2 separate regions of the Homo sapiens genome follow, and region 2 is linked to region 1. A link is an interaction called in ENCODE POLR2A ChIA-PET data of the cell type or tissue named here. Cell type or tissue: GM12878. All regions are shown on one strand.

Evidence for each region. Peaks named below come from ENCODE experiments on the same cell type or tissue, not always from the same donor. Only the 100,000 strongest peaks of a DNase experiment are listed, where the experiment ranks them.
Region 2: POLR2A ChIA-PET joins it to region 1 with 5 read pairs; 8 of 35 experiments call an interaction of 5 or more read pairs at or near these places.

The regions. Positions count from the first base shown.
Region 1 is chrX:41,141,606-41,144,105 of GRCh38, forward strand. USP9X (ubiquitin specific peptidase 9 X-linked) reads left to right here. Exons shown (of 45, transcript NM_001039591.3): 10 at 1,686-1,838. Among named protein-coding and RNA genes, the nearest start is that of USP9X, 57 kb to the left of the region's middle. In GM12878, no CTCF peak of the experiment used is centred here; no DNase peak of the experiment used is centred here.
Region 2 is chrX:41,089,741-41,092,240 of GRCh38, forward strand. The region is part of intron 1 of USP9X (ubiquitin specific peptidase 9 X-linked); the gene reads left to right. Among named protein-coding and RNA genes, the nearest start is that of USP9X, 5.5 kb to the left of the region's middle. In GM12878, no CTCF peak of the experiment used is centred here; no DNase peak of the experiment used is centred here; H3K4me3 peaks cover 1,235 bases; H3K27ac peaks cover 327 bases.

The sequences.
Region 1 (2,500 bases):
TTATTATTTGGTAGTGATATGGGTAGCTTTAAAACATCTTTGATAAACTTAGTGATGAATGTGGCGTTTTGAAGTAATTATTAGTTTGTTGGAGAGTGGGAAGTTGGTTGAAATGGAGTAGGTAGAGTTGATCTAGAAAATGGATTGGGTAGTATCTAGTACCTTATAAAGTGGCCTATTGTTCATTTGACCATTTACAGTTAAACGTTTTAAAACAGGAAATAAAATTACTAGAATAAGATCTATACAAATTGTTTTATCACGATTTTGAGAATTTTATTTTGAAAGCCCTTATTTTGACATTGAAATTTTATGAAACTTTATGTACCATAGCTATTTTGTATTATATTGTTTTGAAATGAGTAAGTATGCCATTTAAGTTACAGTGCCAATATTTTTTGAATGTATATGTGTAACAGTCCTGGGGAAACATCTGTAGGAGAACTGTCCTTGCCCTCAAGGAGCCCTCACTTAATAGGGGAGTTAGTGATTAGAGTATGTTAAAATGCATGTGGAGACTGCTTAGATATTGCCCTGTGTTAGGGGGTCAGGTGGTAGACATCTGGTTTCATACATATGATGTACGTATCTGCCTCATGGAAAGTCCAGCACAGAGCTATTCAAAGTGTGCTCTGAAGACTGGTGCTGGTTCTTGAACCAGTCCTAGATAGGACAGAGAATGGCATTAAGTGTTTAGAAACTTTCATTGCAGTTTGACATTGCGACATTTTTATTGTGTTTTACAAAATTATCTGTGGCTCTGCAGTGGCTCACGCATGTAATCCCAGCACTTTGGGAGGCCGAGGAGAGATTGCTTGAGGCCAGGAGTTTAAGACCAGCCTGGGCAACAAAGCGAGACCCTGTCTCCATATTAAAAACATATGTGTATATATGTAGAATAACATAAAAACAAATATCTGCAACAGATTAGACATTAAAAACTGGCTCATTATCAGCTGAGACATGTACTTCTCTAGCACATTTTGGGCCTAACTACTTTTTATTCTCAGCTAAATACTGCAAAATCATATAGTGTGGATTACTCCCTGTTTGTATCATGAGTTAGCACTTTATTCTGTTGCTATAGATTAAATGAATGCTAGTTGAGCAAGCTAGCACAGTGTTACAGAAAAACAGACTGTGGAAGCATATGACTTGATTCATATTCCAATTCTAGCATCTGTGAGCCTGTTTACATTTTGTAATAGAATAATGTATCTCTTACTAGGATTGTTTGGAAAATTAAAGAGATAATGGATAAGCAATAATAGTGCCTAGCACATGATAATTGTTAATAAATAAAAGTAAAAAATAGAGAGCCTTTTTACCCAAGGTCAAAACATAATTCTGTGGCAAAATTGGGATAAAGAATCCAAAGATCCTAAAATTGGTCCTGTACTCACCCTACCATGGTGATTGTGTACTTAAATAATATTTTTCTGAGTAAATGCTGGAGTGTAGAATCTTCTTAATTTCAGTATTATTTATGGGAGCATTTCTGTATGTGCAAAATTGTTATAAAATTTCATAATTTTCCATTAAAGCAACACATAAGTATATTTTACCAGTATTATATTTTGTAAATGTGTTTTGAATTTCCTTATATTATTTAATAATAGTGTGAGCAATTAAGAAAAAATTGTTTTAATTTCTGCTTTCAAACACGTTTTTGAATTAACATTTAGGAATGGATACAGCAGAACAATATCTTATCCATAGTGTTGCGAGATAGTCTTCATCAGCCACAGTATGTAGAAAAGTTAGAGAAGATTCTTCGTTTTGTCATCAAAGAAAAAGCTCTGACCTTACAGGATCTTGATAATATCTGGGCAGCACAGGTAAGGAATTTAAGATGATGGCTATTTAGTTTTTAAAATAAAGATACTAAAAACTGAAGAAATACAGTAGCTGTCATGAAATGGATGCAGGCTTGTATTGTTTGACTTTGAGAACGTTTAAATGCTTGTTACCCTGCCAGGAATCTTTTTGAAATAACCAATAATCTTTTAAAAATAAAAATATTCTTTTATCTGTATTTGATAAAGGTTGAGAATTTGTCAGTGGTTTTAAATAAAGATGCAAACAGTAAAATCATAAGGAATGTCTATTGAAAGAGAGTAAAGACATCTGTAATTGGTTTCTTCATAGATTTAATAGAAAGCAAAAACCTCCAGTGTCAGGAGAATTAATTCACTTGATTATTTATAAAGACCTGTAATAATTATTCCAGAGAATTTATAACTCTTCAGAAGGATTAGTAACCTTTTTAGTTTTTGAGTTGGAAACTACAACTCCTTCTATTATCTTAATGACAGTTTTCTAATCGTGGATTTCTTGGGAAGCATTATTGAGTTGTAGATTATAAAGCTTTGTTTTTTTAGTCTATAAAAACCAAGAAAACAGCTTTGCCTTTGAGTGCTTAAGGTTCCAGTTTTGAAACAATATTGTTAGTGTGCCTTATTTTTGTATTTGCAATATTAAAATTGTCAAATTAAATAAA
Region 2 (2,500 bases), 52 kb before region 1:
TTTTGGGATTGATGTATAATTGTTTTATGGAACGAATGAAATAACAATAACAGACATTTATTTGGAGTTTCTGTCTCTTAATCCCCTTGGTCCATTGGACCAAATTCTGCATGGTGGGGGCATGGCAGCAGGGAAGCCTATAGGAGTTTAGGATCTATGAGGGTTTTTTTTTTTTTTTTTTTTTTTTTTTTGAGACAGATTCTCACTCTGTCACTGAGGCTGGAGTGGTCACGGTTCACTGCAGCCTCCACCTCTCCTGGGCTCAGGTGATCCTCTCCCCTTAGTCTCCTGAGTAGCCGGGACTACAGGTGCTCCCATGCCTGGCTATTTGTATTTTTTTTCTCTTTTATAGAGATGGGTTTTGCCTTGTTGCCTAAGCTGGTCTTGAACTGCTGGGCTCAAGCTGTCTGCCTACCTGGGCCTCCCGAAGTGTTAGGATTCCCGGCATGAGCGACTGGGCCCGGCCCTATGAGCATTCTTAGTGTGACACAAGATTCCCCAAAGATCTTTTTGTTAAATTATAGAAAATGAGACTATAAGGATCATGAAAAAAGTTGATGTAATAAGGAAAAAGACTTAAAACTTCTAACACTTACCTATATTGGGCATTGAATTTATAATTTATTGTGGATTATAAAGTGATGACCATTGTAATATACTTTTAAAGAATAACTTGTGAAAAAGTATATTGTTAGGATGAGATCGCTTACCTAAAATTTATTCTTCAAAGATACTCATGCTAAATCTTGGTGTCTTCAACGTGTGTATACACACATATCTTATATTTGGCAGCAAATGGATTTTCAATTTTATTCTCAATCACTGCCTAACAAGGATTTTCTACCACCTCTGTGTATCAATCATCTGTGGAGCTTTTTCAAAATATATATTTGCTCTATAGGTGAGTCTGATGTGTAACCAGAGGTTTTTTTTTGCAGTCCCTTTTAGGGAAAGGGGAGAATTGAGACCCTTTGCATGTCATGTGTTCCACCATTAGGCAGCAGTACTCTTGTTTGAGTTTCGTTTTGTTAGTCACACAGTCAAAAATTCCAGACTGAAACACAAACATGTAGTGAAAAGCTCAAACACTAGAAGAGACAGGGATTCCACACTCACATGTATTATATACAGTATATGTGCACATATATATCAAATTTATTGTCACTTAGCACCTTCTCGGTGTTACGGTTCCAGCTCTACTATAAACATTAATATCTGTTAAGACATTTGTTTCCTTTTTAATCCGTTCAACAAATACTTCTGGGGCATCTGCTGTGTGCTAGGCACTGTTCTAGAGATTACTGTTGTCTAGAAGCTAACATATGAAGTGAGGTGGGCTGGACTAGCTGATCTCTAAAGTCTTTAGTGCTAGTTTTCTGGCATTCTTTTATGTACCTCGTAGGAGAGATTGGATTAAGTTGTTATTTAAAAAAACTTTGTTATGGTATATGCCAATTGAATTTTTTTTGTCACTAAATAGAATTTCATTCTGAACTCCAGTTTTCTCCAGTGAGCCCAAATGTCAAGTATAGTAGAAATAGGTTCTTTTGGAATTCTTGGCATACTGGCTTTAGGAATAGCTGTACTTCTGATGCTGTTAATTTTTGACCAGAAATTACATACTCTGGTGTCACCCCTTACTCCTGCCATTCCTTTGCTGTATTGATGCTCTATTATCTCTATACAGTGTGTTTTTCTATTTAATTTACTTTGTTTAGGTGTTTTGATTAATTTTGTCCTCACAATTCTATCTTTAAGGTTAGTGGCTTTCATTCTAAGTCAGTGATAATATCCTTAGCACCTAGAAAGTGCCTGGCATATAGACATTTAGTAACTGTTGGATGAATATAGTTTATCACATTCTTGCTATTTTACTTATTTTTTGCTAAATCTTTTTACTTCTGGGAGTCACTTTTCTTACTAATCTCATTACAATGAGAAATCCTGGAAGAGATCTCAATTCTTTCTAGTCAGACCCTTCATTTTTCAGATGAAAAAAATGGCTCAAAGAGGTGAAAGGTGAAGTAACTTGACCAAGATAGCATGCCATAGACTACCTTCTTTATGAAGCTATATCTATATGTGTCAAATCACATTAATTATTAAATTCTCTGTAGTCACTCATAAAATTAACATTAAACTGTCTCCCTGGTAATGGATAATAAGGTCAGGGATTCTGTCCTTTACCTTTGTATATTACAGAGCACCTAGAATAATACTGTTTATAATAACCATTTGATTACCTGAATGGGAAAATCTGGGGCAGTATTTAACTTGCAGTACCTCCAACCTCTTGTACAGAATTGATTCATCTTCATTTTATGGCACCCTACAGTTTATTCTTATTAATCATGTGAGCTTTGAACACCATGTTAGTCAACCATAATCAAAGGAATTGTTTTCCTTGGGATGAGTTTGAGCTGGTGATCGTGCATATTAGATCCCATCTTCTACAGAGCCTGTGAATTGGGTGGAAAGGAAAAAGGGAGTGGCGAAGCCT